3 separate regions of the Mus musculus genome follow, and regions 1 and 3 are each linked to region 2. Evidence: chromatin loops called from intact Hi-C (ENCODE). Cell type or tissue: heart. All regions are shown on one strand.

What was found. A loop is a pair of places that touch in the nucleus more often than their neighbours do. Peaks named below come from ENCODE experiments on the same cell type or tissue, not always from the same donor. Only the 100,000 strongest peaks of a DNase experiment are listed, where the experiment ranks them.
Region 1: it touches region 2 in a loop (2.1-fold over the local background); 10 of 42 quality-filtered maps call a loop at or near these places.
Region 3: a loop joins it to region 2, with 8 times the contacts of the local background. A loop is called at or near these places in 10 of 42 quality-filtered maps.

The regions. Positions count from the first base shown.
Region 1 is chr13:6,634,405-6,636,904 of GRCm38, forward strand. It overlaps Pfkp (phosphofructokinase, platelet), which reads right to left. Exons shown (of 22, transcript NM_019703.4): 2 at 1,521-1,594. All of the region lies in intron 1 of Gm35730 (a long non-coding RNA gene), which reads left to right. Among named protein-coding and RNA genes, the nearest start is that of Gm35730, 7.9 kb to the left of the region's middle. In heart, no CTCF peak of the experiment used is centred here; a DNase peak (open chromatin) is centred at 1,527; H3K27ac peaks cover 1,963 bases.
Region 2 is chr13:6,688,972-6,691,471 of GRCm38, forward strand. No RefSeq gene overlaps it. Among named protein-coding and RNA genes, the nearest start is that of Pfkp, 41 kb to the left of the region's middle. In heart, CTCF peaks have their summits at 251 and 1,184 (motif pointing left); no DNase peak of the experiment used is centred here.
Region 3 is chr13:6,626,466-6,628,965 of GRCm38, forward strand. The region is part of intron 2 of Pfkp (phosphofructokinase, platelet); the gene reads right to left. Gm35730 (a long non-coding RNA gene) reads left to right here and starts at 1,313. Exons shown (of 3, transcript XR_382032.3): 1 at 1,313-2,500. In heart, a CTCF peak has its summit at 1,078 (motif pointing right); no DNase peak of the experiment used is centred here.

The DNA.
Region 1 (2,500 bases), 55 kb before region 2:
GCACGCAGCCACAGAGTCTGAAAAGCAAATTAAAACACAAGGGTCGAGGAAACCTCTACCAAGCAAATGATAAACACACGGTGCAGTCGTTTTACAAAAGAGAAGTCGCATGAGTATACCAGCAATGAGACACCTGCCTGCAGGCATCTGATGTCATCACTCGGGAGCCATGGGGTTCAGAGTTAGGGTTGGAGGGGCTTTCAAAAAATGCTTCTGCAGCTAGAGGTATCTATCACAATGGTCATGGCTTTTAGCCGATTGATGCCATCATCTGTGGACCAAGGCACAGATCTAAAACAGAATTTTAAGTAGTAACGTAGACCTGAAAGTGTTTAGACAGTTTTTAAGTAGTGAGGAGTAACCTAAATGGACGAGTGACATAGGAATCTTACACATCAATTTGATGGGGCACTACCCCTTTTGCTTCTAGGGCAATTCCCCTGTCTCTCTGCCCTCCTACCTTGTCACAGTACTAAAGGGATTATAGATGGGTGTGACCACAGTGGCTTCTACAAGACTTCTGTGAAATCACATTTGGGTCCTGTTACTTGTGTGGCAAGCTCTTACCCCACAGAGCCATCTCCCCGGCCTTGAACTGATTGTTTAAAAAAAAATAGTTCTCTTCCTTTTTGGGCTCCAGTTTACAGATATAAAAATAAAATCCTGCTCCTTATATATAGTTCTGGAGATAGAGCGACTCGGTACACGTTGGTTCCTTCTCGGGTGCTCCGTATTTCCTAAGCAGCCAGGACCACAAGCCCAGGAGACATGGAGCAGTTCAGGGTGGCCAGTAACTGTTACTTAGTTTCAGTGTGTGTTAGTACTAGAGATAATGGATTCATTGTGGCACTTCCCTACATATTTCTCCTCATTCATTCCCTTCCTCTCCCCAGAGTCCTCTTAACCCCTCTTGCTACCACCCCTCCCCCAACATATCTCTGCGGTCCTCATGTCACAGACATTTTGTCACCTTCTCCCTTTCCTGTTCTATGCCTTTAGATGTCTTTCTAGTTTCATATCACACGCACACACTTAAAATCTAAGATCTGCAGGAGAACAAATTTGTTCATCTTTCTGAGGCTAGTTTATTTCACTTAACATGAGGATTTCCAGTTGCAGTTGTATCCACTTCCAGGCAAACTCATGACATCATTTATTTGTGCACTAATAAAATTCCATTAACCCAGATTCTTCACTGTGAAGCCAAGACATGAGCAGGTGCTAGGGTGTGGTGTCAGCTTCACATTAATGACAGAAAGCACAAAAGGGACGTCTTTCCGTTTCTGGCACTAGTCTTTGAAATCCACTCACAAGCTGACATCCTCAGAATCATTGACCCGGGAATCAAGACCAGGAAGTTGATCCCAGCCTGACTTTTGTGCTGTCTTATCTCCTTCTCCCTGTCACTTCTGAGGCTCAGCCAAAGGAGGAGGCAGCAAGAGAGAGACCAGGGCTGTGAGCAAGTGGGTGGTGCAAATTCCTGAGTTAGAGAAAACGCCAAATGGGAAGCAAGCACTGACCTCATATATAAAGTACACTTTGGCCCCCGTGTAGATTCCCATGCGCACCACAGCGCGGACAGCAGCATTCATGCCTGTGGAAGGAACAGAAGCAGTTGTCAGTAGAGCTTGAGGCCCTAGTTCACCTAGTCCTAGGTAAACTGCGGAACTGCCTATGCTCCCTGTTTCCTCGTGGCCTGTGACTATGACACATACCTCAAGGATTAGTAGAGTGAATACAAACCTGGAAACCAAGTTACCCAGCATATTGGGGTTCATCGGAGGGTGGGGCTCACATTGAAAAAGAGCCTGGGATATTTTAAGTTCAGAATATCACTCATCAACTTTCTTGAGACTAGCTGGAGGCTGAATAAAGCTTGCAGCTCCTTTGTCTCCTGAGTGCTAGGATGGCGGATGCCTGCTCTGCAGTACAGAATGTTAAGCAACTCCAGACAGACACTAAGGAAAACAGAGGGCAGATATTGACGGCCAGATTCAAAGAAGTTAATAACGAAGGGGGCAATGGGGCTGTGGCTTGAGGAGAAGCTGAATAACTATGTATTTCATCCCTGGCCATCGGTGTGACTTTACAAAAAAGTCCTAAGTACAAAACAAGTCATACCATTTTTATTAGAAGAGAAAGTAAGACAAGCCAACCTCCTGCAAATCTCCGTCCATCCTCAGGAGAGACCAGGGTTCCACACTTTAAAGAGCAGCAGTGGACAATGTGTTAGCATGAAAAGGCCGGAAGCTCACATCTACTTTCCACTGAGGTAACAGTTTTTGGAAACTGAGAACTGGCTTTCGTGGCCTGCCCCGTGGTGTAACAGTTGAAGGCTCTTGCATCATCTTAGCTCAGGGTCAAAGGCCCAGCAGGAGAGAAGGAACAAGTAATATAATAAGAGCCACGCCCAGCACGGATGGAGCCTTTAGCCTCAGGATGGAAAGCAAAACTGGGCTCTCAGCCAAGTTCCTCTGAGCCCACCATTCTCTCCAATTCT
Region 2 (2,500 bases):
CTGTGGTTAGTGGTCCCAGATTTCTGTTGAGCAAATTATAAGTCCCAATCCCAAACTTTTCTCTCTGTCTTTAAATACAATTCCATTAGCAGCATATCCTTGTGTATGTATAGTAATACTTGAGAAGCACTCCATCTCTCTGTATGATTGGCTGTTTTGCAGTCTTTAGGCAAGTACGCTTACTGATTGCTTAAAACTTCTAGCCTGTCTTTTTTTCTTTAATAGACTTAGAAGCATCCGGCCCTTGCATTCTTCAATAGGACCACACGATGGCCCCAGACTCCTACTAAATGCATAACTGGCATGGCCCTTTAAGCGGCTCTTAAAAACATGCTGGGTCTCCTATGGAAAGAATTGAAAGAAATAAATATATGAGGATAATTCTCCGCCAAACCCATTACTTCCCACAACTGTATGTATTTACGAGTCCTCCGTAAGTAATTTGGCTTTTGTCTATTTCAATACAATGTACTTTTGCACATGTAAGAAGAACTTAAAAAGAGTATAACTAACTTGTTACTCTTAACAAGTTATGGCCTAAGCTGGGGAGGTAGCTCAGTGGCAAAGTGCATGTGTTCACTACCCAACAAGGAAAATACAGGAGAATCAAAACAAAACTATTTATTTATTTATTTATTTATTTAAAAATCTTTTTATTGATTCTTTGTGAGTTTCACATCATGCACCCCAGTCCCTCTTCTCTCCCCATCTGCTCATATCCACCCCTCACCCTTGAAGCTCTCCATCAAAATAACACACAACAACAGCGACAACAACACAAACCAGAGAAAACATCTCATCGTGGAAGCTGTCGTACAGCACAGTGAGTGCTACAGTGTATTGCTCTGTCCACAATTCTTCACTTGCAAATGGTCATTGCAATGAGTCTTTGGTCTATGGCTTCTATGACACCATCAAAGTTGGATCTTCATGGGGACTCCTTCTGGTTATCCTTCCGGTTGTTGCTTTGTGTCATGAAGATCCTGCAGCTTTTGACACCAGGACTGGCCCTTTCGTGCATCCCAACCATTCGGAGATGATATAGATTTGGGGGTAAGTCAATTCAGAGCCCTGGATTTGGGCCTGGGTGGTAGCTTAGCTGGTCAGCATGTAGGCTCTCCCTCACCTGCACCACTAAGCTCTTCAGCACGTGCTCCAGCTAGGCCACTCAGTGCTGCCATCTGCTGGAGGTCAGCTCTCATGTCCTCAGGGCCCTCGCACCTGCACCCACACCTCCAGCACCCACTCCACTGTGCTGCCCAATCAAGATGTGGGGGCCCACTCTCCTAAGTGCTGCAGATTGTGATGAATTGGCCCAGCTCTCCCACTCTTAACATTCTCAGGGCTGGATCACCTAAGCCTTTCCCATCAGAGCCAGCTCCACTGTTTGGTCCAGACGAGGTGCACGGCTCACTCTCTAGATTGCTATAGCCAGTGAGGGGGGGGGGGAAGGGTCTGCTCTGGTGAGCCCAAGGCTAGCTCTCCCAACTACTGCAGTTGGCCAGGGGAGAGGGGAGAGCTTGCCCCCTGTACCCATGCAACCTCACACCAGATGAGTGGTGGGGCTAGCTCTCCAGTACTCTTGCTCTTGGGGCCACCTTACCTATGTCCCCTCCATTAGGGCTAGCTCTTCTGTGCTACTCAAGCAAGGTTCAGGGCCTGTTCTCCTAAGTGCTGCAGGCAGCGAGAGTCAGTGTCAACTTGCCAGCTCTCATGACCCTGGGGCCAGTTCTCCCTACTGCCTCAGGTGGTGAGGTGCACAGTGGGGTAAGGGAAGGGAGTCATCACCAGAACCCTCCCCCACTCTGCACCCAGGTCACCTTAAGGCAGGTGAGCCGTGGGGTCACATTTCCCATACTCTTACCCTTGGAGCTGGCTCACCTGTGTTGTCCACCACCAGGGTCAGCACTGAGGTGCTATCCAAGCAAGGTACAGCAAACAGGTGTCTATGGCCCACCTGTGCTGTGTGCTGGGGGTCAGGGGTGTTGTGGAACCGTGAAAGGCAGCCTGTTTTCTGTTGAGCTAGGCTTAAAACCCTGAGACCCAGCAGTGTTCCTGCAAGGGACAGAAGGTGTTTCCCACACCCCCAGACACCAGGCTCTATTTCTCTACTCTCTCCCTTTCTCTGCCGCTACTCCATCACAATAAATGCCCTAAAACCATGGACTGTCTCTTCTCATCGGGATCCATCGTGTTGGAGCAATGGAGCAGGTTTCCTCTAAAGAGCTACATCTAACCTCCTGCAGGAAGTTTCTCTGCGCTCTTAGCCACGGTCTCCATAATCTCCATCAAGCTAGCCCACCGAGGAAGTCAGACACACTCCTCCCTATGAGAACCAGCCAGATGCTCTCTTCCTGCCCCTTTCCCTTCGGCTCCAGGCTAGAGCCAGCCTCATGGGCCTCCACTCCATTCTCAGCTCTTCCACAGCACTCAGCTGTGTCTGTGGTGTCCAGGACCCTGAGAACCTGTTGTCCTCGGCCTCTGTGCAGACACGGGGACC
Region 3 (2,500 bases), 63 kb before region 2:
TGGTCTTTAACTGTGAAGTCTTTGTGTTCGCACCACTTAGGAAAGATACCTGCCCCCCACAGCTTTAAACCGCCTTTGACTAAAAGGAAGAAATTACCAAGTTAGGAGAACTAATTTTGCCCTATCTCATTATCATGCAGAAAGTGAGATCAGTTTCTTTCTCTAGTGAAGCAAAAGACTAAACATGTAATGTAGCCAACACATTTTTTCTAAAATTCCATTTTATAGTCTTGCCTTCAAAGCCAGTTGGATGACTCACCTAAGAAAAACATACCGCTGAGCCTTTGAAAAGCATACTTTTTTTTTAACCGAAGAAAGATTACTACAGGTTTTGTTTACAGCACTTCAGAGGCTATGGAACCCTGAGTGGCCCTATCACACCCATCTTCCACCAGAAGTTCTCCTGTTAGACCTTTCACTCCCATGGAAACGTGGGCTGCAGGCTCTGGAATATACTGAGCAGGGCCAGGTTGGGCATCAGTGGCTCCCAACTGACTCTGCTAGAGCTGTATTTAAAGGTCCTGGTGGCTACTATGCTTAGTCATGTGTTGACACCACTATAAACAAAGTAAGACCTAGCCCACTCAAAGGGAGTGTTCAAAATGATCTCCCCCCACCCCCAAGTGAAAGGAGCAAGTGGAAGATTACCATCTCATGTTAAATCAGGCCTTTTCCTTCCTGTGTTTTGTCGAATAGATCTATGACCAGTTTATTCTCATCTTTGGGATGCTGTCTCAATGTAAATTCCTGATTATTTTTGTGCTAGAGAAAACACTTGAGGCCAGGCATGAGAGATTCTGAAGGGTTATCTAGTTTTATAGTCATGTATTTATATTAGCAAAAAAAAACAAAAAACAAAAAACAAAAAACAACCAAAAAACCAAAAACCAAAAAAACAAACAAACAAACAAACAAAACCAAAAAAAAAAAACATTATTCAAAACTAGCTGCTCACAAAGAAAAATAAAGACAAAAACAGCATAAGTTCTCTATGTCAGTGGTTTTGGTTTTGGTCTTACTTTATTTTGAAGATTTTGTTTTATTTTCAATTGTGTGGGTATCGGTGCCCTTAGAAGCCAGAAGAGGGCATCACATGCCCAGCAGTAGGAAGTTATAAGCAGTTGTGAACCTACTGAATTAGTACTAGAAACTGAACTACAGACCTTTCTAAAAGCTGTAAGCATTTTTTTTTTACTCTAAACATATATTAAATTATTATCTCAAGCCAGGTGTGGTGGCACATGTCTTTAGTCCCCGCACTTGGGAGGCATAGATGGCCGATCTCCATGAGTTTGGGGCAAGCTGGTCTACAAAGCAAGCTCAAGGATAGCCAGGGCTGTTATATAGAGAAATCCTGACAACTATCAAAAAGAAATTCATCATTTTCCTCCTTCCTGACTTCTCTACAACCCTTCCTTCCTATTGCTCTCTCTCTCTCAAATTCATAACCTCTAAGTGTGTGTGTGTGTGTGTGTGTGTGTGTAAATACATGCTCCTAAATATAAATATATCCTACTCAGCCTCTGCATTGCTCGTGTGTATGTGATTTCAATGGACATGCAAACATAAAAGAGAGAAACCAATAGGACCTCAACCCTATACACAGAACTATAAGCTACTAAGAAATTCTGAGATTAGAAGACATAGTCGTCCCCAAATTGGTTATCCAAAACCGTGTGATCAGCCCTGAAGTCATGTTCATACAAGCAAATACTGGGCCATCTCTCCAGCCTCATCCCCTTTTATTTCCAAGACACAATCTCACTCTATACCCAGACTTGTCTCGAGGCCAGGTTAGCCTTGCATTCACTGGAATCCTCCTGCTTCAGCTTCCTGACTGACGGAATTGTATGCATGAATCATCACATGGGTTACCAGTGGTTTTTCAAATTCAGGATCTTGGCTTGATTTTACCCACAGGAAAGGCTCATATAGAACCTGAGTATATAGTGTTTCCTTCTCGACCTGGAGGGCTCTGGTCACCTCTCCCCCAAGGGCTCTGAACTAAAGTAAAAAATGTCACAGCCACCCATAAAAAATGTACTCCGTGGATTCAACTGCTTAATGGAAAATTCCTATAAAGAAGCCATAGAATTTGTCCTTGGTAAAGCTGGGACAGCTCTAAAATAGACTAGAACATGGCAAGGTCCTGTACTTGGAGCTTGAGCAAACCACTAGCACACTAACTTCATTTATTTAGTCCTTTGGCATTATTAGATTTCCTTAAGTCAAAGCTAACAGTGCACAACTTCAGGAAAGCTATAAACCTAACAGCCACAGCAGGAAGAAGACGGGTCAGCCTTCTACCAAGATAACCATCAAATCTACAGCCAATGGCTGATTGTGACACCAAAATTCTCAACGGGAACTCACTCAGCCTCACTGGGAGTGACAATGGAGATGGCCAAATCAGGGAGAGAACCCATCCTCTTTTGCAATTTGACAATATTAAATGTCTAGACAGTCTGAAACCAAAGCCAGCCTTGGGTAGGGCCTGGCT